Linked DNA regions of Homo sapiens: all the other regions are linked to region 1. Evidence: chromatin loops called from intact Hi-C (ENCODE). Cell type or tissue: endothelial cell of umbilical vein. All regions are shown on one strand.

What was found. Hi-C counts contacts between places; a loop is a spot of excess contacts. Peaks named below come from ENCODE experiments on the same cell type or tissue, not always from the same donor. Only the 100,000 strongest peaks of a DNase experiment are listed, where the experiment ranks them.
Region 2: a loop joins it to region 1, with 14 times the contacts of the local background. A loop is called at or near these places in 4 of 110 quality-filtered maps.
Region 3: a loop joins it to region 1, with 4 times the contacts of the local background. A loop is called at or near these places in 8 of 110 quality-filtered maps.
Region 4: a loop joins it to region 1, with 4 times the contacts of the local background. A loop is called at or near these places in 6 of 110 quality-filtered maps.
Region 5: it touches region 1 in a loop (5-fold over the local background); 6 of 110 quality-filtered maps call a loop at or near these places.

What each region holds. Positions count from the first base shown.
Region 1 is chr3:195,115,175-195,120,174 of GRCh38, forward strand. The region is part of intron 3 of XXYLT1 (xyloside xylosyltransferase 1); the gene reads right to left. Among named protein-coding and RNA genes, the nearest start is that of MIR3137, 17 kb to the right of the region's middle. RefSeq lists enhancers at 2,127-2,669, 2,670-3,210, 2,944-3,003. In endothelial cell of umbilical vein, a CTCF peak has its summit at 2,863 (motif pointing left); DNase peaks (open chromatin) are centred at 1,627, 3,137, 3,317 and 4,557; H3K27ac peaks cover 3,846 bases.
Region 2 is chr3:194,926,755-194,931,754 of GRCh38, forward strand. No RefSeq gene overlaps it. Among named protein-coding and RNA genes, the nearest start is that of LINC01972, 160 kb to the left of the region's middle. In endothelial cell of umbilical vein, a CTCF peak has its summit at 2,682; a DNase peak (open chromatin) is centred at 4,207; H3K27ac peaks cover 3,704 bases.
Region 3 is chr3:195,192,741-195,197,740 of GRCh38, forward strand. The region is part of intron 2 of XXYLT1 (xyloside xylosyltransferase 1); the gene reads right to left. Among named protein-coding and RNA genes, the nearest start is that of XXYLT1-AS2, 47 kb to the left of the region's middle. In endothelial cell of umbilical vein, no CTCF peak of the experiment used is centred here; DNase peaks (open chromatin) are centred at 1,941, 2,631 and 3,871; H3K27ac peaks cover 3,127 bases.
Region 4 is chr3:195,180,314-195,185,313 of GRCh38, forward strand. The region is part of intron 2 of XXYLT1 (xyloside xylosyltransferase 1); the gene reads right to left. Among named protein-coding and RNA genes, the nearest start is that of XXYLT1-AS2, 35 kb to the left of the region's middle. RefSeq lists enhancers at 1-322, 323-900, 3,925-5,000. In endothelial cell of umbilical vein, no CTCF peak of the experiment used is centred here; DNase peaks (open chromatin) are centred at 228, 1,588, 2,298 and 2,968; H3K27ac peaks cover 3,884 bases.
Region 5 is chr3:194,738,690-194,743,689 of GRCh38, forward strand. All of the region lies in intron 1 of LINC01968 (long intergenic non-protein coding RNA 1968), which reads left to right. The region is part of intron 2 of LOC105374292 (a long non-coding RNA gene); the gene reads left to right. Among named protein-coding and RNA genes, the nearest start is that of LINC01972, 28 kb to the right of the region's middle. In endothelial cell of umbilical vein, a CTCF peak has its summit at 959; DNase peaks (open chromatin) are centred at 1,002 and 2,422; H3K27ac peaks cover 3,503 bases.

The DNA.
Region 1 (5,000 bases):
CACATGAGACGTGCCCGGTGAGAATGTGGCTTCTGGCTGTCACTGCTGGTTAGACGGTCCCAGTCACCTTGAACCCAGGTCGTGCTGCCGCTTCCTGAGTACCAGAAAAGCAGGGCAGTGGTGGTGATTTCTGTCCAAACTCCATAATCCTCAGACCTCAACTTAGACTGTTCATCCTTCAGCCTCCTAGAGAGTCCAGGAATGGCTGTGGGCTGGCAACAGCTGCTTCTGAACTAGCCAGGAGTCCTTCAAAAGGCCCAGCCGGAAACCTGCCCCTTGAGCCCCTCCAACAATGTTGTAAGCACCTAATTCCAACAAGAAACTCCTTCTGCTTACACCACCTGGAGTGGTTTCTGCTTCCTACGCGATCCCTGGTTGATAAACCCTGCCTGGCAAACCGAGCACGCGTGAAGGCCTCAGGAGCCACAGTGGAAGTGGTTTGGAAAGCACAGCTATTTACAGGACGACTCCCTTCATCTGGTGCGGAGCAGTAACCCCCTCGTCTGGCTCCGGCAGCACACCGTGTGCGCTCTCACCTTTGAGCTGAGGTGTTCACGTCCGAGGTGGAGGAAGGAGGGCGGCAGGTGCAGGCCAGGACCGGACCTCGGTTATCTAGAGAGTAACTAACAGTGCTTTGTCAGAGGGCGAGAGGGTCTGATGGGGGCAGCTCTGTATGAAAACTGGAGGCGCTGAGGCTGTCCTCAGGCTCAGGAGACAAAGACCGAGGACAGGTGACAGGGACAGTGATAAGGAGCTGGGCCGCTCAGGAGATGGCAGGAAACTCAAGTCAGGCAGCTGAAGCATGCACTATTTGCCACAAACGGAGTCGGGCTATCTAAAACAGGTTGTTTACGTGGACTTGATGGGCCTATAAGACTCAGCGACAGGGAGAAGCAGCTGGATTGGGGTGTGTTGAGCTTTCCTGTCACCCAAGGCAGAGGGGCGCTGTGTTCTGGTAGGTGACATGCACTATGAGATCTCAAGAGCAAGAGAAAGAAGGCATGCCACCACGAGCGGTGGAATCTGCACCATGCTGGATCTACTGACACATCTAAAACATTCTCAACTGCAGCAACATTTCTGGGCAAGTAAGTTCTAAGCGTGTCTGTTTCCCCTCACAAATTCTAACCAGAATGCTTTAAGCCAATGCTTCTCCAATTTTAATGTTTCTGTGAATTATCTGGGGATCTCGTTAAAATGTAGATTCTGAGTCAGTAGGTCTGGGGTGGGGTCTGAGATTCTGTTTCTGGTCCATGAACTACACTTTGAGTAGTGAGACTTGAAGCTTCAGAAACATCAGTCAAGATCCAAACTATTTACAGGTGCACTGCCAAGTGCACATCAGCAAGAAGGGAGGGAACTTGGCCCAGGAAACACAAGAGAGAGACAGTAGAACCAATCCACAGGACAACTTATCAGCTCTCACCGGCTTGCAACTCTATTTCCTGCTCTCTCCCTCACCCTTACCCTGGGACGCTTGGGAGAATAAGATTTAATTTCCCATTTCTGGGGACTCTAAAAACTGTGCAGAAGGGAAAGGGAAGGTAAGTCATTGAGGGCTGACCATCTCCAGGACCAGGTAAAGGCTGAGACGGAAACACACTTGCTTGCCTGCCTGACCCAGAAAGCCTTGTTCTCCTTTCTGGAACCTCGGGAGCAAAACAGGCAAAGGTCCCACAGGTGATTGGGGGAAGAGCAATCCAGATGGCAGATAATCCTATACAATAATGCTCAGGCACACCAGGGGTCAGAGAAATGAAACAAAGTAACAATGAAGTGTTACTGCCCACCCATCAGCCCAGCCAGCACAAACAAGGAAATCACAACTGATGCTACGGGGATGTGGAAACAGGTGCCTTCATGTACTATTAATGGAAGTGAGAATTGCTGTAGTTTATTGGGAAAACAATCTGGAAACATCCTATATATATATAGTGTATACACACACACACACACACACACACACACATCCCCTTCAGCTCAGCACTCCTACTCTTGGGAATCTATGCCTGGGAAATAAAAGCACTAGCTCGGAAGGACACATACACACACGCGTCCATATGTACAAATGAGAATGTTTGTGGAAGCATTATTTATAAGTGAAAAAACTAGAGATAAAATGAATGCCATCAAAGTAAGAATGTTGAATCAGATGTGGGCCATCCATCCTATGGACTACATTAGCAGAATGAAATAAGAGAGGCATACCAGTGAACTTGAGGGATTTTTCTATGAAGTACTGATGAGCAAGAAAAGCAACATGCAGTAAATTTGATTCATATGATCTCATTTTTATAAAACAATTTTTAAAAACTTGTACATGTATCTATGTGTTGATGTGTGTCATAAGTGTCTATGACTTTTATAAGCACAGATAAACATATGGGAGGATTCCAAGTTATTAAATGAGTTATTTGGTGTGGAGTAGGGGTCGGGGTAGCGTGGAAACAAAGGGAAAAACTCCATGCACCCCCCTCTCTCACGCACACATGCATGCACACATCCAGGGAAACAATAAGAATGAGGGGTCCCTGGCCCTCTTTCCCTCTGTGGTGCCTGCCCGGAGCTCAGCTCTTGTGGGTAGCTGTCACTACAGGACACTGTGGAGGGGACTAATTACATGCCAATAAGTGTAAAGGTCAGTGGCCATCTCAGTGCCACTCAGCACTGGAGTTCCCATTCCTGGGCCCCTGGGCCACAGCCTCCCCGTCGGAATAACACTTGGAAATTTCCAGGAAGAAGAAATTCACTCTGCTCAGGGCAGCATGTTCTACTTTTTGAAAATGACTTTTTAGTGAGTTCTTTCTCACATGATGCTGAATTTCACCCCTTAACGCTTCTGCTCTCTGCTCCACGTCCTGCCCCCTAGAGCCACAAGGAACAAGTACATTTCCTGTCCCATATGAAGACAGAGATAATGCCCCCCTGGGCTTTCTCTTATCTTAACTAAACATCCCCAGTCCTGCCACCGGTGCTGAGCACTCATCTAAGGCATTTCCTGATGGCAGGTCAGGTTCTTACTCCTCCAGTGAGACACAGGGATTTTGATAAGATGCAGGCGAAGACCCCAAATCTCCAAGCCTTCCCAAGGAACAAGTCAGCACTACCCCTATCAGAAAAACTCTGAAGGAGATACAGAGCAGGGTGGGGAGGAAGGCAGTTCCAAAGGTCCTTCTAATTTCCTTAGGAGCCCCATGGCCCGTGGCCACCACTAGCGTGACTACACAATGACTGCCTCCCAGCTTCCACACCGGGCTCCCAGTGCATGTCACCGAGCTTGCCTGGCCATGACTCATGCAGGAAAGGCTGCACAGGTGACGCCAGGTGTGGACATGGCAGAAGGAACGGAAGATGAGGTTAGGCTTGGCTTCCTTGCAATCACCTTCTGAAGGGCTGTGGGCTGCAGCAGGGGCACTGGGCATTCCAAGCTGGGGGAGAATGCAGCCTTCACAGACTTGCCACAGGCACCTATGCCCCAGGGGCATACACAAGGGACTGCAAAGGGAGAAATGAACCATGGTGAGTTAAATCTCATTAATGCAAAACCTACCAACCCAGAATTAGAGAGACCTGGGCCTGGAGTTGACAGCGCCAATCCCAGAAACAGCTTTCACGGGTAAAGATACGAGTACACAATGTTTCAGAATTCCCGAAGGAGGTGACGTAGTAAACTTTCGAAACGTAGTTCCCTGAAGGAGGAATCTTCAGTGGGGTTCTAAGAGCACTGCGTTCCTCTGGGGCTCTGTCATTAGCTGTACATCAGCAGGCAGGTCACCTCTCTGCTTTGAGCCTCAGTTTTGTCTTTGAAAAAATGGAAATAAGCCCAGGCGCGGTGGCTCATGCCTGTAATCCCGGCACTCTGGGAAGCCAGGGCGGGTGGATCACGAGGTCAGGAGTTTAAGACCAGCCTGGCCAGCATGGTGAAACCCTGTCTCTACTAAAAATACAAAAAAAAAAAAATTAGCTGGGTGTGGTGGCACGCGCCTGTAATCCCAGCTACTCGGGAGGCTAGGGCAGGAGAATCACTTGAACCTGGGAGGTGGAGGTTGCAGTGAGCCGAGATTGCGCCATTGCACTCCAGCCTGGGAGACACAGCGAGACTCCATCTCAAACAAAAAAAAAAAAAAAAAAGGAAATAACATATATAGTGAAGCTGATATAAAAATCCAATAAGGGAAATCACATAAAATGACTATGTGACCTTAGATTGCTGTATAAATATGACTTTATTGGTCCTGCTGAGGACAGGCGATGAAGGGTATCCAGTAAGGGACCTGGGTAGCTGCTATGAAATGAGTGACTGGGTGATAACATGAGCCACTTTTCCCAACAAGAAGACAGAAAGAATGGATCAGAAACCAGGAGAGGATTCCAAGTGAATCAAGTGTAAACACACTCCTAGCCCGGGCCCCGCACAGAGTATATGGCCTGACAATGAAGCGATGGCTGGAGCTACATTCCACGACAATGAGCTGGATGCCCCCAGATGAGAGGAGGCCTCCGAGGGCTGTTTCGTCCTCACTCCGCAGAACAATGCTGAGTCTCCCGAATGCCTCTTTTGTTCCATACGGCACAAACATCACAAACATCTTTTAACCACCCTGTGTTTTCCTAGCTGTTTGTTCTTTTCTCAAAGGTCCTAAGATCACAGAATCATCTCCAAGAACAATAGCTGGGGAGCCTGTTCTGCAGTTGAAACAACAAGGTCAAGGGGTTTGTGGCTGAAGCAGGGAAGGCAGGGGGAGGTCAGGGGCTGGGCGGGGCGGGGGGAGCAGCCTGTCCCTGCATTCCCTTGGGATGGGAAGTTCCCACTGGGCCCGCAGGATTCCTGCTCGTGACTGGGGTACCGGCTGCCTGTCTCTAGGATCAGATTCCACTCAAAACTCACATGCTGTCTCTTTTCTCTCTGAAAACAAAAAGCTTAGATTTCTCCTCTGTCTTCAGCCTAAGGCCTCTATCCAGGTTCCACGGACAAGATGATCTACTCAAAGGAGGGCAGA
Region 2 (5,000 bases), 190 kb before region 1:
TGAACGATCAAACTTTAACATCACCTTTATATAATGGGACCAGAAGACATTGGGTTCCCCTTACCCCACCCCACCACCATGAAATACAGTGAATGGGAAGTAAACAATATCATCTAGGTACTATTCCTGTCAAAAATGTTTAACATACATCCTGAGGAAACAATCAGAAATATTCAAGTTCTGTAAATCAGAAGTATTCAAATTCTCTAGACTTCTCAAAAATGTCAGTGTCATAAAAAACCAACAAAAAAAGAAAACAGGAGGACTATTCTAGATTAAAAGATACTAAAGAGACTTGGCAACTAAATGCGATGTGTGATCCTTGATTGTATCCTACATATTTTTAAATCCATATACAATGGACTTAGGAAAACTTTAACATGCACTACCCAATAATACTTTTGTATCAATGTTTTCTCAAAGTAATACTAGGATCATGTTTGTGTAGGAGAATGCCCTATTTTTAGGCAATAAATAGTATTTAAGGATGAAGAATCATGATGTCTGCAACATACTCTAAAATAGTTAAATAAAATTAGAATATATATGCATATATATACACATTTTAATATATAATGAATACATGTGTGTGTTCGTGTGTATCTCTCTGTGTGTGTCTGGGTGGAGGAGAGAAGAGAAAGAATTCGAATATAGCAAAACATTAAAATTGGTGGATCTAGCTGAAGAATATATGAATGTTTATCATATTATTCTTAATTTTTATTGAAGTATCACATACTTACAGAAAAGTATGCAGATCATAAGTGCCTATTATAGAGCTGTTCTTGATATTTTTCTGTAGGATTGAAATTTTTTAAATAAAATTTTGGGGAAAAGAAAACTGGTCACAGACTAGGTTCTATATACTGTCAGTTAGTCACACATGCCTAGGCGAGCGGACTCTGAAACTAATGTCACTGCTACCAGGTATCTCCTCTACTTGGAGCAGATAGCTGAAGTCAAGGTAAACTTCTTAGGATTAAATTTTACGCCTTTCTAGCACTTGCCACAGCCTCAAACTCTCTATCGCATAACACAACGAAACATCATAGCTCTCCTGTGTCTTGTGAGACCGTCCTACTGTGGACAGAATTCTCCTTGGGAGTGGGAAAAGGTTAAACCTACATTCATTCACAAGCATGAAGATTTTCCAAACCAAGTATAAGCATGTCCCTCCTCCATCTCACTGCCCTCTTCTGGGAAGAGACTGGTGAACTTGCAGAGGTCAAGAAGCCTCCTGAGAGAAGAGTTCACAAGCAACACTGACTCCTTCCTTTTGAAGATTCCCACTATTAGAAGATCTCTGATGGGCTGAGATGATTGAGTCTGGGACGATCTGGCAGGAAAGAAGTCCAAGTAGACCCTCCTCCAAAGCTCCCCATGGGCCACTAGCAGCATTTGGATGTGGAGTCAGAGAACAAAAGGAACTTAGACCTCCCTAAGTGTAGATTCCCCAACCCAATCAGTTAATGAGAAAGACTGAGGGGGAGCCTTGGTTCTTCCCTTCTTCAGCCCACAACAAGTCCCTTCAGACTGAGAGAGCACAAGAATTCTCAGATAAACAAGGTGGAATATCTCAAGAGGGACCAACTTCCTGTGAGTTTGGCTGTGGGGGTGGTTAAAGTGATTAGTCTGAACATTACAAACAGATGTAGTCATATGTGTCTTCCAAGCTAGTAAAGCAAGTTTTGTGTTGCAAGGGGTCAAAGGCATTTTCAAAGTCAAAGAAATGTTATCGGTCTATTCCTCATCTGCAAATCATACACCCCACACTGAAGGAGATATGTTCAAATTCTCACTGCCCACTTGTCCCTGCCTACTCAGTCTCTCCACACTCCTTCTTCCTCCCAAGTGGAGAGGCAGCAGCAAGTGCTGATGGGGAGTCAGGGAATGAGGCAGGGGGATGAGTCTCAAAGGACCTTTGTTACTGTAGGTAGTCAGACATGAGCAGGGCAGGAAAGGGCCCCCCACCCCCGACCAGGAATGTCAGGCGACCATCAGGTGATTGTTAACTGTCTCTTTAAAATATTAATAATAATTGGTCGCAGCCAGCACTAGGGAAAGGCAGTCTTCCAATCGATAGAAACATCTGAAACTGGCGATCAGCAGCTTCCCAGTGAGATCGCAGGGGCTTGGTAACTGAGCTCAAGCATGCGCACTAAGAGGAACAATGGCAGAGTTTAACTGGTATATGACCTTCCTCTAGGAATGCTGGACTGGGAAGGGAAAAACGCCTCGAGTGAGCATGCGCACGACCTCAGTAAACACTGCGCATGCGGCCTTCCCAAGTGCTGGCAAGCCACTATGTTTGTGGGCAGCCCACCCCAAGGGAAGCATCAGGGGAGATGGGTTGCGACCACCCGGAAGTGTGCCAACATATAAAACCCCGAGTCAAAGGTCAAACTGTGCACTTGATCTCTCAAGTCACCCTCCTGGACCTCTTCCAAGTGTACTGTACTTCCTTTCATTCCTGCCCCAAAGCTTTTGAATGCACTTTCACTTCTGCTCTAAAACTTGCCTTGGTCTCTCATTCTGTCTTATGTCCCTTAGTCAAATTTTTTCTTCCAGGGAGGCAAGAATTGAGGTTGCTGCAGGCCAGTACAGAGTCGCTGCTGCGAAGATACTTTGGTGCCGTGTGACTCAGATCCATCCCCTAGCGGTCACACCGTGAACTTTTCGGATCCATCCCCTAGCGGTCACGCCGTGAACTTTTCGGATCCATCCCCTAGCGGTCACACCGTGAACTTTGCTTTAGTCACGTGGCTTCTCCCTTCCGCCGCCATTATTCCCACTCAACGAAGTAATAGTCGGGCTCAAACACCACACGGAAGGCTTTGGCTCTAAAAAAATTTTTGTTCTGGCTTCACATAAGGCTGAACTCTTTTTTTCTAAAGTGATCCAAGAGTAAGGATTATGTTTCTCTGAACCTACTGGATTTTGTATGAAGTCTCTGAGCCAGGACACACATTTTAAGTGAAATCACACAATCTCAAAGTATGTTTGTACAGCCCAATTTCATCTGGAAAAGCCAATACTGCTACACAAGGATTTTTTTTTAAATTCCAAAGCAGTGAAGTAGTTGGAGCTCAGTAGCCCAGAGATGTGAATTATGCTCTCAACTTCATTATTTTAATGTTTAATTTGAGCATTTTTTTTTCTTTTGAGACAGAGTCTCACTCTGTCACCCAGGTCTTCATGTCCCAGGCCCAAACAATCCTCCCATCTCAGCCTGAGGAGTAGCTGGGACTATGACCGTGTGCCACCACACCCAGATAATTTTTTTTTTTTTTTTTTTTTTTGTAGAGACAGGGCCTCACTGTGTTGCCCAAGCTGGTCTTGAACTCCTGGGCTCAAGTGATCCTCTCATCTCAGCCTTTCAAAGTGCTGGAAATACATGTGTGAGCCAGTGCGCCCAGCCTCAAGCATCTTCATTATGATATGTATAAATATGTATCTATTTCAGCAAAGAAGAGAACTCATCCAACAGACCATACCAGACAAAGCAAAAATTGTGTAATTTTACTTTTGGCAACATCTCTATTGCATTGACTGGAGAGGGTTTGGCACTTCCCATGGAAAGGATGGCAATTTAAAGTAAAATATTATTGAAAACTTTATCCACTTGTGTTGGAGCCAAGTAGCAAAAGAGACACTAGAGTTTCTCCTGTCCTGCTGCTAACATCATGGTCTCAAGTCCAGGCACAGTATCTAGAAATACGTTTCGACATCCTGCCTGACGTCTTCCTGTAGCATGGCTGGCACCATAATTGCAGAAGAACATCCAGAGGCAGGTCCCTTTACTAACAGCCGTGCCTGCATTTCAACAGCCACTGGACTGCACCTGTGGAGAGAATCACTGCAGCCAAAATCTCTTTGTGGTAGACAAAAGCACCAAGAGCTTGTTGTGTTGAAATCAGGAAGGCACACTAGGGTGAGTAAGAATAATTTGCAGACAGACCAACCACTAACTCTATAGCCTCTTTCTAGAGGAGGTGAAAAATGCTTCCATTAAAATCCTGTATTTCACATTCTCTAAATATTTGAGCTTCCTGACAGGCATTCTTCTCGGAGTTGGGGAGGAAGCTTGACTCAGCTCAGCTTTGTAGGCCCATGAAGTCTTGAGGCACACACCAATGACAGGATACACTTGTGCAGCGTCCCAGGGTCAGGAGAGCTGGAGCAGGTCCAGCTCCTCCACAGCTTGGGGCATGGTGGGCAGGCAGCAGAGAGGAAAACAGTGGGAAAAGCTGGACAAGGACTAATTGAAAGCCAAGGTCGTTACTCTGATTCAATCATTCCTTCCTGGAAAGAGAGCGGTTTTGTGCTTAACCTCGTGGCCTAAGGTTTCCAGGATATTGCTGGCTCCTGGATCTCTCTGGGGCCAGCTTATTTACCAGGCTTCTAGGCCCAGGGACAGAAGGATGTCAGAGGAAATTACTCAAATGGGACACAAAGAGAAACCAAAGGCAAAGAAAAAGCTTTTAAAAATGCTGCTCACAGATCCTTCCAGTAGAAATTGCAATCAGTTAAACAGATGCCACATTTTTACTGCCCACTACAGCTTTAAAGTGTATTTCATGGAGTTTCAGACTATTTAAATTTTTTTCCAAAAAGAGTGTCATTTGGAGAATGTCCAAAGGGAGAAAAGCAAATTGATAACTTCTAAAAAACTCACTTTAACCTTTTACAAGCCCGTCTCTGAATATGCCCAAATGTATGCAAGATCTTCCTTAAAGTTTTCCAGAGTGAGAGGACAAAGTGCCTGTCTACCAGGACAGCCTTCCCAGTTTCCTCCTACACAGTGTTGGCTGGAGCACGTCAAAGCAGACCGTGTTTTAACTTAGTGCTTTGCCATTCCTTGGCATGTGGTCAGTGACCTGAGAAGCAGAGTCCACACAGATGCAAGTGAGGATGCCAGGAATGGGGAGCGTGACCTGGAGGACCTCTGTGATGAACTGAATAAAACCAAGGTGAGCAGGGTCCCAGAGCAAGACAGTGGT
Region 3 (5,000 bases), 78 kb after region 1:
CACTGTCCTAGAAGTTCTAGCTAGTGGAATAAGGCAAAAAATAAAATGAATTAACTAAGCAATTGATTAATTAAAAGCATCAGATTGGAAAGGAAGAAGGAAACTGTCTTTATTTACAGATGACATAATCCTGTATGTTAAAAATCTCAAGGAATCCACACAGAAAAAGGAGTTTAACAAGGTTTCAGGATATAAAATCAATCACACTTCTATATACTAGCAACAAAACAATCAAAAAAAGAAATTCAAAAAAATCCATTCCTGGCCAGGCACGATGGCTCACACCTGTAATCCTAGCACTTTAGGAGGCCAAGGTGGGCAGATCACCTAAAGTCAGAAGTTCAAGATCAGCCTGGCCAACGTGGTGAAACCCTGTCTCTACTAAAAATACAAAAAAGTTAGCCAGGAGTGGTGGTGTGCGCCTGTAATCCCAGCTACTTGGGAGGCTGAGGCAAGAGAATCGCTTGAACCCGGGAGGTGGAGGATGCAGTGGGCGGAGGTCACACCACTGCACTCCAGCCTGTGCCACAGAGCGAGACTCCGTCTAAAAAAAAAAAAAAAGCCATTCCTAAAATAATAAAATACTTAGGAATAAACTTAATAAAAGGAGTACAAGACTCGCATACTAAAAACTGCAAAACACTGCTGAGAAAACTAAAGAAGATCTAAATAGGTGGAGAGACATTTCATGTTCATGCATTGGAAGCCTCAACACCGTCAAGATGGGAATTCCTCCCAGACTGATATGTAAATTACTATCAAAATCCCAGCAGACTTTTTGGTAGAAATTGATGAATTGATCCTAAAATGTATATGGAAATGCAAAAACTTAAAAAAGCCAAAACAATTTTGTATAATAACAAAGTTGGAAAATTCACACTACTTGATCTTAAAAATAACTACAAAGCCACAGAAATCCAGACGGTGTGATACTGGCACAGGAAAGGCTTATAGATCAATGCAATAAAATTGGGAATTCAGAAATAAATCCTCACATTTATAGTCAATATATTTTCAACAAAAATGTGAAGGTAATTATTATTACTTATCACTATTGTAATTCAACGGGTAAAGGACAGTCAATTAGATATACAAATGCAAAAAAATTAATAAAAGAAAAGAATTTGGACCTTTATCTCACATCATACATAAAAATTAACTCAAAATGGATCATAGATCTAAATGTAATAGCTAAAACTATAAAACTTCTAGAAAACAAATGTTGCAGGAGAAAATATTCCTGACCTTGGGTTAGGCAAAGAATTCTTAGATAATGACACAAAAAGCCCTATCCATACAATAAAAAAATTGATAAACTGAACTTCAACATTAAAAATTTTGTGCATAAAAAATAAATCAATATTAAAATGAAAATAAGCCACAGACTGGGAGAAAAATATTTGTAAATCGTATATCTTATAAAGAACTTGCATCCAGGTTATATAAGGAATGCTTGCAACTCAGTAATAAGAAGACGAACACCCCAATTAATATATATATTATATATATATAAACAACTCAATTATATATCTATTCAGATATTTCACCAAAGATATGCAAAGGGCTAACAAGAACATGAAAAGATGCTTCACCTGACTAGTCTTTAAGAAAATGCAAATTAAATGAGATACCTTTATACACTCCCAGAATGGCTGTAGTAAGAAGACTGACAATAGCAAATGTTAGAGAAGTTGTGGAAAAACTGGAGCCCTCATGCCTCCCAGAAGGGAATATAAATGAGTACAAGCACTTGAGAAAACAGGCAGTTTCCTACAAAGTTAAACATAAATTTCCCATATGACCCAGCAATTCTACTCCTAGGAATTTACCCAATAAGAATGAAAATATATGTTCACACAAAGATAATGCTCACGACAGCATTATTCATAATAGCTCCAAAGTGAAACCGGTCCAAACGTCCATCAACTAACAAACACACGAACAAAACGTGGGACAGCCACACAATGGAACACTGTGTAACAAATTGAAAGGAATAAATGACTGATACATGCTACAACATGGATGAACCTCAAGAACAACATTATGCTAAGTAAAGAACCCAGGTGGAAAAGATTACATATTATATGATTCAATTTACATGAAATTACCAGAAAGGGCAAATTTAGAGAACCAAAAAGCAGATCAGTGATTGCCCATGGCTAGGGTAGGAGCAGAGATTAACTTCAAACAAGCAGAGGAAACATTTGGAGGAATGGAAAGGTTCTAACACCGAATTGTGGTCGTGGTTACATAAACCTATAAATTTACTAAAACCACAGAATTGTGCATTTGCAATGGATGAATGTGATGGTATAAACTGTACCTCAACAAAGCTGGGTTTTTTTTTTAAAAGGACAATGTACATAAAAATTCTCTTTAAACCATAAAACAGCAGCTGTTACTACAATGGTTGTTGACGTTAAATGCTATGGAGGGCCACTGAGAACCCTCCAGTGATAAAGCTGGCTACCGTTCTCATAAATGTTCTCTTAAGTGAATTCATATAAAGCACTTAGAACAATGCCTGGGTCTCAGTAAGCCTTCTGTATTAGCAGTTATTATTATTACAGTCATACTCAATGTCATTGCTATTACCAGCAAGACATGCCTGGCTTGAAGTGCTCTGAGAAGGTGGCCTGGCTTCCCCAGGGGTGACCACCACGGATTCCTTCCTCAGAGTCGCTCAGGCGCCTAAGACTGTTCCAGTCAGAAGTCCCACTGAGAAGTGGCCGCAGTTCTTCCACTGGACAGAGCCTCTTTCAGCTTTAAAAAAATAAAAGGACTCTCTTTTCTGTGTGTTCCTTTGTTCCTGGAACCATCTAGATCCCTGGGGAGAGGCTACCCGTGGTTTGTTGTAAATGAAAGAGATTCATGAATGAAAAGCTTTTGTGCCCTGGTCCCTTCACTCTGGCAGTTCCCCTACTGCCCAGCCCGGGAACTCCATTCATACAGCTCTCAGGAACAGCTCGGAGGGCCCGGGCAGTGCCGTGCTGGGAATGCTCTTCCTGCACCCCAGCTGGAGCCCCTTCCAGCAGGCTCACCCCTCTGGCCTGCAGGAGTTCAGCACCGCCAGCCACACCTGCCATGGTCTAGACACAGTCCTGTTGCATTGAAGTATCCAATGAGCTCCAGTGAGCCTGAGCCTGGTCAGGACCTCCAAGTCACAGTCCCTCTTTCTCCTCACTGCCTCAGTCTCCCTGCCTGGCACTGCCATTCCCTCCAGGCTAGCCCGAGGCTGCAGCCTGCTTGCCCAGGTCACCTGCCACTGCCAGTCTCCAAGGCCCCTCAATGTTGGCTTCTTCAATCACCCAGGAAGCAGCCAAGCCCTGGAGGACAGCGCCGTCCAGCAGAACCCTGTGCCTGATGGAAACGCTCCGCACCCGCACTGTCCAATAGAGTAGCTGCTAGTCACATGTGGCTACTGAGCGCTTGGAATACAGCTAGTGTGACTGAGGAGCTGAATTTTTAATTTTCTTTACTTTTAATTAATTAAACAAAAATGGCCACATGTGGCTAGCATCTGTCCTATAGGACAACAGAGTTCTGCCAACTGAAAGTGGCCTTGCCATCCTGCAGGGTGCGGCAGGAAGCAGGGCAAGATGCTCCCTAGCCCTGTGGCACTCACCCTGCCCTATTCCCCACAGCCTACAGGGTCCTGCCTCCTCCCCATCCCCGCCAGCATCACTACTGGGCCAACAACCCCGACATGTACAAATAGTACCCCTGGGGCAATAGGTATGCCCCCTCAGAGCTGAGCACTGCTCCTGCAGTCAGCCTTTCAGCAACAGATCTCAGGGGAAGAAAACATAACACAGGCAGATAGGCGGAGAAAGAGACCAGAGATGAGTCAGGCAGGCGATGAAAACATAGGGAGGGAGAAAGGAGGCCTCTGCCTTCTCTGTTTAAATCTGAAAAAATAACCTGCCTGGAATTTTAACTTGCTTGGGATGCAAACTCAGGAGACCCAACCGTGTAAAAGCAAATGTAACAGGATAAGAAAAGAAGATAACTGAAAACGGCTTTGTACAAATTAAAATGCCAAAGTAATAAGGAATATTGGATGAGACAAGACTAAACTGGCTATCAATGTTGGCTGAACAAGTGACAAGTCATTAATTGTCACTTCCTTTAAAAAAAAAAAAGTAGCACATTTGAGGACAGGCAGAGCAGTTAGCAGGAGGAAAAATATTTTACACTGGGACTAGTATATCCTTTTTAAAACCCGGTGTTGTCAATTACCTCACAGCATAACCACCCTGGATAGGAAAAAATCAATATGCACCGAGGCAATTATCTTCTGCACCTCTTGGTACTGAATTGGCAATGAGTTTTCATGGCTCAATTAGCTTGTAACTTAAAACAATAGCAGCTAGTCTCCATTTTCCTCTGGGATATTTATTTACAACAAAAATGTGGCCAGGCACAGTGGCTCACGCCTGTAATCCCAGCACTTTGGGAGGCCAAGGCCAGTGGATCACCTGAGATCAGGAGTTTGAGACCAGCCTGGCCAACAAGGCGAAACCTCGTCTCTACTAAAAATACAAAAATTAGCCGGGCGTGGTGGTGCACGCCTGTAGTCCCAGCTACTCGGGAGGCTGAGGCACAAGAGTCACTTGAACCTGGGAGGCAGAGGCTGCAGTGAGCCAAGATCGCGCCACTGCACTCCAGCCTGGGCAACAGAGTGAGACTCAGTCTCAATTTAAAAAAAAAAAAAAAAAAAGCTATGTTATTTCAAAGTGTCTTCAAAGGACAGACTGAGAACCAAATATTAGTGGCATTATAGTGAAATGTTATTCTGATAAGTATCCTTGGGAAATAATATTAAGAAACACTATGTACCTAAAGATGTTCACAAGCATCATAGTATGGCATCATAAAATGGCAAAAAATTGAAACTATCTAAACAAATTAAAGTCCTATAAAAAAGACAACTATATATCCCGTCCGCTCAGGATCACAATTCTCTGCTCCAGCGAAGCTGCTTGTTCAAGTCACCAATG
Region 4 (5,000 bases), 65 kb after region 1:
CATGAGGGCCCAGAAGGAAGGAGCCACAAAGGTCTGGATGGTTTATCCCCCTGGCCCGCCTGGCCCTCAAGACACACTTCCTTCGGCTGCAGCCTCGCCGATTCCCGAGCTGTTTCCTGCTGCTTTTCTCATTTCATGAACTTCTTTTGAACAATTTCCTGTTCCTTTTTCTTTCTATGCTCCTCTTCCTGGCTCTGTAGCCCTTGAAAAGAAGCAAACAAACAGATAAGGGTCAGCATCTGAGGCCAGACCCTAAGGCCCTTCCCAGCCCTCTCCAGAGCGTGATGTGGCCCCGTCTGGCTAAGAGCACCAGACGGCGGTGGCTGGAGCACCCCGTGCCACTGCAAACGTGACCAGGAACATGGGTCTGACAGCTCTGGACACACACAAGCAGACGGGAAAGGCGCCTGCCCACTGCCCCCACCCCTGCAAGCACACACCTGCTCGCCAGGAGCAAGGGCAGCGCCGGCCCTCCTCGGGAGAAGCTCCAAGGCCTGTCCCTAGTCCTGCCTCAGGACTTTGCTCGTGAGGGGTCCTCAAGGCCACTGTCGCCCAGACCTTTAGCTATACAAAAGTAAGTGGTATGGTTCATCCCTTCTTGGCTAATGAGGTTTGACCACAAACCAAAATATAAAATGCCCAACTGATTTCAAGGAATTCAGTTCAGACAAAGGGCTAAAGGGTGGTGACTCCAGGCCGTGAGAGGGAAAGACAAGGCCGGAGCATCTGAGCCTTTGATGGGGCCCACCTGCGGCCAGGTGTGTAGCACTTAGAGAACATGTTCTAAAAAGAGAAATAAAGGTAATTTATTTGAGAAGTCGGTGCTTGAGAACACTGTGCTTCTCCTGAGGACTGACTTGCTTCCCCTGAGGACTGACTTGCTTCCTTCTCTCTGACAATGACGGCTCCATAAAGGATGACAATCTCCCTTTTCACACTGGCTGTGTATCTGCGTGGCTGCGTGGCTGCGTGGCTGCGGGGCTGCGGGGCTGCGGAGCATGTTTTGCCACCAGGCGTGCCTTTATGTCTTTTTCTATGAGGTCTACACTTTCATCTTCTACACATTTACCCCCTGGCCCTGAGTGTCTACTTGGTTTTGTTTTTTCACCTTTGTGTCATTTTAGTGAACACCTCAAATTCTCTGAGGGCTGTGACAGGGGACTGAGGAAGTGGATGATAATAGATATCCACAATCATGGTGTGAGCAGGTAACACTGCTTGAGTGCTTACTGTGTGCCAGGTACTGTTGGAAGCTGTTCCTGTATATAAGCTCACTTGGTGCTCACAACAACCCTCGAGATAGGTGTATTTCCATGGATAATGTATCCAGCCATGTGCTGGATCCTCTCACCCTCATTTCAGAGGAGAAGTCTTGGGCCCAAGTGGTTAAGTGCCCACAGGTGGTATCTGGCAGTGCTGGGTTTTGCACCAGGGCTGTTCCTCCCACAGCTGATACCCTTAACCACTGCATAATACATGGAAATAAGAGGGGAAGATGAATGAATGGCCTAACTCATGGACAATGGGTAAACTGCCCAAGCTAAAGTCAGAGGTTAGCTCCTAATGAGCTTCCGTATTTTTCTTGAGAAAGCTGGTCACCCAAGGTCTCCAATAAAATATGCTACTACAAACACACTTTCTATCTCAACAAACACTCCAGTTCTCTGGTCCAATTCCAGAGCAATATGACTAAAAACTGCCATTTGTTGAGTCCTTGCCTTGTGACAGACACTGTGAAGGGCATATTTACTCATTCACTCATTGATCCAACACCCTAAAACCTAGTCATCATCTTTCCAGATACTGTGCCAGCCCCTAAACGAGGTATGTGCTCCCGGGCAAGTCATTTAACCCCTCTGTGCTGGATTCTCTCGCCTTTAAGATGGGAAACTACCATATCCGCCTTCCTACCTTATATGGTGGCAGTGCAGATCGGGAATCAGCACATGTAAAGCACTTAGAATAGTGACTAACCTCTAATAATTGCTCAGTTAATGTCAACTGTCACTGCTGCTGCTGCTGCTATTACCTGACGAGGACAACTACATAAAGCAACTTGTTTATCTACTGAAAGTAATCATAGTAGCTTTTACTATACAAGAGACTGGAAGGTAACATCTCCATCCTAAAGGTTCTAAGTCTCATTCTCCCAATAAATCAATTAGTCCTATATGCAAATGGGCAAGCCTCAGAGCCGCAGAGCCAGACTCACTAGACGAGCACAGTGTGTTACTCATGCTGCCAAAAGCTTATAAACAGCTCCGTGGAGGAGGAAACATCCTGCTTGTTTTTCATTCTCCCTCCTCCCCCACTCCCCTGAAACCTAGCAATAAGCCGAGGTCTGCTTTCCCCATCAAGAGTGTAGATCTTAATACAAAAAGTCACTGACGAAAGGAAGGAAATTAATAAAAAGAACAAAAGACCTTACATTTTTCATCCCTTTATGTGAAATCTATTTTTTCTCTCAACAATAAAAACAACTGCCTCCCTATAAACGGTAAGGATTAAAACGTTTAGCATGGGGCTGCCAAAACAACTCCCTGAACCCCAAAAAATTACTGAGAAACTTCTAATGTGCCTGTACTAACGTATGTACCAACAATAGAAGAATTCCTAAATCTATAAAGAAGATTAACTATGTTATGATAGCTTATATCACGTTTTTACACACTTCATCTCCTTTCTTTTCTATAAAGCCTTGTGAGGTGCATGTTCTTATCCTCATTTTATAAGTCAAGAAACGGAAGCTCGGGCAGGACAAATAATTGATGAGCTCATATAATGAGAAAGCAAGAATGGGGTTCAGGTTTGGGGCTCTAAATTCATTACCCTGTTCCACTCACTGTGTGTGATGTGGTTTGGCTGTGTCCCCACCCAAATCTCACCTTGAATTGTAATCCTCATAACCCCCACGCATCGTGAGAGGGACCTGGTAAGAAGTGATTGGATCATGGGGGCAGTTTCCCCCACGCTGTTCTAGTAATAGTCAGTTCTCATGAGATCTGATGGTTTGATAAGCATCTGGCATTTCCCCTACTGGCCCTCAGTCCCTCCTGACCCCTGGGAAGAAGGTGCCTGCCTCTCCTTTGTCTTCTGCCATGATTGTAAGTTTCCTAAACAATGTGGAACTGTGAGTCGAAACCTCTTTCATTTATAAATTACCCAGTCTCGGGTATTTCTTCGTAGCGGTGTGAGAACAGACGAATACAGTGTGTCTCCCACTGAACTCTTGGGATTCAGGCTACGATTGGTCTGTCCTTTGGGTCTCTGAAAAATTGGCTTCCATCTGTTGTGGCCAGTGCCAGAAGGTCTGGTTCTAGGAATCCAAAAAGGTTAGGTCATTTTCAGGAATCCAGGGGACTCAAGTCCCTCCAGAATGATCCAAAGCTCTGCTATGGTTGCAAACAGGAAGGGAGTGAAACTACCAAGGAGCCCAGAACCCAACTGTTACCCACCCTGGTCCCCAGGAAAGGGGCAATTTGGGACCAACTAGGACTCTACCCCTCAACAGTCCAAGACTAGAAGGGAACCAGTGTGAAGGCTGAATGGTCAGAAAAAAACTGGAAGGCCTGACACTTCCCAGGATCGAAGGGCTATGTGATCCACTTGGCTGCCCTAGACCATCTGTGAGGCATATCATTTTGAGAGAAGAACACTGCCTTAAATTCTGGAATGAAAATCTTTTGTTAGAATACAGGCTGAATTTATAATCTACAAAGGAAGAGAAAGAGAAAAGACACACAAATGGCCTAGTTTGTGCAACACTGTCCAGCACACTTAAACTCATTTAATCAGCATCATTGAGCTATGAGCAAAGACAACCATCAGAGCAAGATACACAGGTGGGCCCTGCACAAAGACCACCCGTGTAAGGCCCTGTGTCGGTCCTTTTATTAAGAGTGAGTTAATTCAGTGCAAAAGAACAATGGACAAGCTTGGCAATTGCTTCAGTTTTACAACAGACGATATCAATTTTTCACATAACTTTCCAAAATGCTAAATGTGACTGGCTTTTAGCCCAATATGTGGAGCTCTCCATACCTCAGTTGACCTCCTTTTGGATTTCAAGCTGTCAAACACCTTTAGATCATAACAAAGGGCTAACTGAACGGCATGATCTTTAAACCGAAAACATGATTAAACCTTTGCCTTTAAACTGAAACCATGATTAAAATCCCAACTCACCTTGTTGGCTGACACCATACCTCAGACTATCTTAATAAATGGCCTCCTAATTCTGGAAGTTTAAGAAAATCCTCAAAATGGTTTGGAAGAACCCCCCCAAGAAACATTTAAGTCTCCCTGATTAGGTCTACTTACCCAGAAACAAGGTCTCTTCAGGACTCACCGGAGAACCAACAGAATTCCTTCCCCACCCCACACACAGCCGGTAAAACTTCCAATATTTGAGTCTATCATAGACACAGTAGGCTGGGAAAATATTCCAGGGAACTTAGCATTCTGAAAGAAGTGACTACTTCAATTAGGAAAAAAATCTGAAGTTCCCTTTCAGGCCAAATCATTCTCATTCATCTTTACCAATAAAATGGTCTACATTCAAATGGTAAGTTTGATCCCCGCATCATCAATCATCCTTTCAGTTTCGTTTGATCAAATGTTGGGCATTTATACAGCTCATTTTACAAACCATACAAATCAGAAGGTAGAAGTCAGGAGGGCCTGGCACCCCTCATGCCTGCCCTCTTGCAGAGCAGTGACAGCTCCACAAATGACCTCACTCCCATTAAAGAAAAAAGGAAGGAAAGAAGGAAGAAGGAAGGAAGGAAGGAAGGAAGGAAGGAAGGAAGGAAGGAAGGAAGGAAGGAAGGAAGGAAGGAAAAAAGAAAAAGAAAAGGAAAGGAAAGGGGAAGGAACAGAGGGTGCTGGAGAATAGGGAAGAAAGGTCTGTTCTGGGAAACAGAACAGTAGGGGTTTTGGAATGCTCAGTGTCTTAGAACTTAGACTAAAGACTGGAAACACCAGCTCAGGGAATATTCCAT
Region 5 (5,000 bases), 380 kb before region 1:
CCAGCCAGTGGCTCCCCTCTGTTGCCAGCACTGCACAGGCCCCAGGGGAATGAAAATTGAATTTGGCAAAATTCACATTCTTGTCTTTGGAGAGTGGGTGAGAGTTGCACCCTGGGAAGTAGATTATCAGCCAGCCCCATGAGGGGAGGGCTCACGTTCCTTTACTCGCCATCATGTCTCCAGGGTCAAAATCAGTGCCTAGCATATAACAGGTGCTCAGAAATGTTTGTTACTGACTATCTACACACTGAAGACAGGGAACGGAGCTTTCACCACTTCCTAAGGTTTCCAATTCCCAGATCTTTATGTTTGTAGGACTCTAGGTGGCTTCCGATTAAGTACCTATTGTTGAGGGGGACTGTGGGGAGTGGTTGTCCAAATAACAAGAGAATGGCTTCCACAGTCAGGTTCCATTTTAGAGGAGGCTCAGGGTGGAAGTAGTTTGCAAGGGAAGAGGCAGCCCGGCTGAGTCTTGGGTCTTGCAGGAAGGGAGGAAAGGGGATGCCAGAGAGATGTCTTGGGCATGGGAAGAGAGCCTAGGGCTTAACTATAGAAGGGCTTGTGGATGTCCTCTTGCTAGTTGTCCATTCACCAAGCATCTGTCTGTGGGCCTCTTCTTCGGGATGGGCTCTCCTGGGAAAGTACTGCATCTCTGTGTAGAGAAAGTGCTCCTTTCAGAGGAAGTGCTTTGAAGGGTGTGCTTAGAAGACATACCTTGCGATCTGGAGCGCAGATGGCCAAAGACACAAAAAGCCCCTGTGTACAGCCTCCCTGAACAGAGCAGCCCCACCCTAGAGGCTCCACTGGGGTCACTTCTGCCTACAAATAAGGACATGCTGCGAAACATGCTGACCAGTGCCTGCAGTGTGGGGCAGAGAAAGTAGCAGGTGGTTCAGGAAGACAGGAGGAAGCCTGTGGAGGGGGCAGCACCGGAGCTGGCCCTGGAAGTGTGGGGCAGACTTGGCCATAGAAGGGCAGCATAATCAAAGGCGAAGAATCGGGAGTGTTGTGTGAGTCACAGGTCATCCTGTTTGGCTTGAGGCTCAAGGAAGTGGGAGCTGAGGTTGGAAATGTAAACCTAGGCCAGGCAGAGCACCGTGGCTCACACCTGCAATCCCAGCACTTTGGGAGGCTGAGGCAAGAGAATCACTTAAAGATGGAGTTTGAGACCAGCCTGTGCAACAAAGCAAGACCCCATCTCTAAAAAAATTTTTTTAAAAATTAGCCTGGTGCCGTGGCATACACCTATAGTCTCAGTTACTCGGGAGGCTGAGGCAGAAGGATGGCTTGAGCCCATGAGCCCAGGCATTCAAGGTTACAGTGAACTATGATTACACCACAGCACTCCATCCTGGATGACAGGACAAGCCCTGTCTCTATAAACAAATAAACCAGCCAGGCACGGTGGCTCATGTCTATAATCCCAGCACTTTGGGAGGCAGAGGTGGGTGGATCACGAGGTCAGGAGATAGAGACCATCCTGGCCAACATGATGAAACCCTGTCTCCACTAAAAATACAAAAAAAAAAATTAGCTGGGCGTGGTGGCACGTGCCTGTAATGCCAGCTACTTGGGAGGCTGAGGCAGGAGAATAGCTTGAACCAGGGAGTCGGAGGTTGCAGTGAGCCCAGATCATGCCGCTGCACTCCAGCCTGGCGACAGAGTGAGACTCGGTCTCCAAAAAAACAAACAAACCAGTAAACAAGGTCAGAGATGTATGTGTCCTCCCCACGTCCCTCTGCTTTTTTTGACTTCTGGTGAAGAAAATTAGAGGATTAAGTTAATCAGATCCTGCAGTTCATGACATATTACCATCATTGGTCCCTACACATTCCCTCTCTTGATTTGCTTATGTATTCTCATTTCCCCATCCATAGCGGGATGGCTTGCTTCTAATACATTTGCCATCCTTCTTTGTGTTTGTGCATGTTCTTATATAAGTGATATTGCTGCCTAGTTCTTAGGATGCATTTTGCTTTAATGTATGTAAATGATTTGGGATTTCGTATATGTTATTCTGCTGCTGGCTTTTTTATTTGGCACTAGGATTTTAAGATTCATTCATACTACCAAGTGTGCGTACAGGCAATGACTTCTAAGGGCTGTGTAGTACCACTGAAGTACACCCACTACATCCTGTCCACGCCCAGGGGTGGACATCCATGTTGCCCACAAGTGGTTCCTTGGCAAAGGAACGCCATGTTGAGAGTTGACTTTTAGGCAGGCTGGTGGCCTGACAGGGCTGACGCATGATCACCAGTCAATGAGACACTGGTGAGCCCAGCTTGGATGTGTCCAGCTGGAGTTAAGTGGCTGTGACTTCAGGTACTTAAGGGACCTGCACGGCTTCTTACAGGCGGTCTGCATTCTTGGTAACGCGTAATGTAGTGACTCATGGGAGAAATATTAGGTCTCGGTCCTATCTCGGTCCTAGCTTTGAAAGGACAATGTGTTTTTGATGCATAAGAGGAAGTTTAGGAAGCAGCCCAGGAGGTCTGTTTTCCCGAAGGTTGGGCTGTGAGTAAACGTGGTCTTTGGTTTGATGCAGGGAAAGGGCGGGGGAGGGGTGGCACATACCCGCAGCAATCCGGGGGAATGGCATTGAACTGGAAAAGTGTGTGTGTGCATGTAAGTGTGAGTGTGAGCATGAGCATGAGTGTGTGTGTGCCAGAGTGTGTGAGAATGTGACTAGTCCGGAAGGGCAAGACATGGAGGTGGCATAGGGACAGGCTGTGGTTATGAGACTGTCTTCGTTCTCTCTTTTACTCATCCAACCTTGCCACGACTTAGCCTGCTGCTGGATCCCCTCCGAAGCTTCTCACTGAGGAGCCACAGTAAACTGTTATTCTTCATTTAACTGGGTTGGTTCCTGTGTATGCTTCCTGTACTTCTGGAGAATTTGTTTTCAATTTAGGGAGACAGTCCCTCTCTAAAAGAGCCCAGCAGCGCCACTGTCTGCACAGCACGTCTGTCCATCTGAGTGCATAAAGAGGCCGGGTGTGGTGGCTCAAGCCTGTAATCCCAGCACTTTGGGAGGCCGAGGTGGGTGGATCATGAGGTCAGGAGTTCGAGACCAGCCTGGACAACATGGCGAAACCCTGTCTCAACTAAAAATACAAAAAATTAGCTGGGTGTGGTGGTGGGTGCCTGTAATCTCAGCTACTCAGGAGGCTGAGGCAGGAGAATTGCTTGAACCCGGGAGGCAGAGGTTGCAGTGAGCCAAGATCATGCCACTGCACTCCAGCCTGGGCGGTAGAGGGAGACTCTGTCTCAGAAGAAAAAAATAATAATAATAAAAAAAGAAGGTCTTGCAAAGGCACTCAAGCAGCCGAGGATGCGGTTTTACTTCTCAATGTGCTCCTTTCAGGCTGGCCAAGGCTTGGAGGGGGCAGGCAGGGGAAAGGGCATCAATGTGACGCAGTCCTAGGATCCCAGGCATTTCCTCTCCACCTCCAAGACCCACAGATGACGTCTCCAAGGCAGGTTGCAGATTGGATCCAACAGAGGTCCTGGGAATCTCTACGTCACCTCTATTAATTATTTCCATGCATGTCCCATCCCTTGGAAAACCCTGTCAGTAAAAGAATGAGCGTGGTTCCTCAGTTTCCTCCATGTGGAATGCAGCTACTTCCACAGTGACATCAGCATTGGAGATGCCTGCAGCTCTGGGGCTGGCAGTTCCCCGAGGGTGGGGCCCATGCCCATCCTGTTCACTGCTGGACCACAGCATCTAACACAATGCCTGGCATATAGCATAAAATATAAATTCAATATGAATTGAGCAATATCTGAAATTAAGTGGCAGGGACCAGAGAAAGAATCCGATTTTACAGGGAAAACGAGATTAAGAGAGTTGAAGGAGGCGTTTCTCAATTTTATTATTGAAAGTTTCTGGTAAATTATTTGATATGACACTTTGACAGGACACCCTTAAGTTATGGGCAGCTTTGATTGCTAGAATGTTCTTCTTTAGAAGCAAGCAAACACTCCTTGATGGAATACCCGCTGGATGTTCTGCTCTGGATGAAGCCTCAGGGCTACTATATATAGAGTATAATATATATTTATATATAATATATTTAATATATAAATATATATTTATATATAATGTATTTTATATATATATATTTATATATATATATATTTAGAGGCAAGTTCTTGCTCTGTCATTCAGGCTGGAGTGCAGTGGCATGATCCTAGCTTGCTGCAGCCTTGAACTCCTGGTCTCAAGTAATCCTCCCACCTCAGGCTCCTGAGCAGCTGGGACTATAGGTGCACACCACTATGCCCAGCAACTTTTTTCTTTTAGAGATGGGGTCTTGCTATGTTGCCCAGGCTGGTCTTGAGCTCCTGAGCTCAACTGATGCTCGCACCTCGACCTCCCAAAGTGCTGGGATCACAGGTGTGAGCCACCCTGCCTGACCCAGAGCTAATATTTTGGAGCATCTTCTCCGAGCTGGGCATTGTTTTAGGTGCCCTACTTGCATTACCTTATTTAATTCTCATTGTAGTCCTTTGAAATAAATCCCCAGTTAGCAGAAAAGGAATCTAAAGTTTAGAAGGGCAAATGCTTTAAGCAAAGTAAATGGCCCCGCTTTCAGCTGGGGAAGCTGCTGAGAGGACATACTGCATTTAGAGGAGAATGAGAGATGCCCTCAAACTTTCAGCCCTTCACTTTTAGATCAATTCCACTCTTTACAGGAGATTTACATTTTATTCTTAGTGCTTTTCTGAAAGTCCCAACTATTTTTAATTTTTTTATAGTTAGAATATAAATTAATGTGTTATAAAAATAAAATGGAATTTTAAACAGAAAGCTGGCTTGAAGATTTTGTAATGAGCTTACTATTTGAATAATGACACAGAATTCATGTTAACACAAACAATGCACCTTAAAGTAAAACCCATTGACAGAGGCTGCAAGTGAAAGACTGTGAAGTGATGCATATAGTTGCTATATTTAAGCTATTAAGGGCTCAAGGGTATTCTTTTGCCTTTAG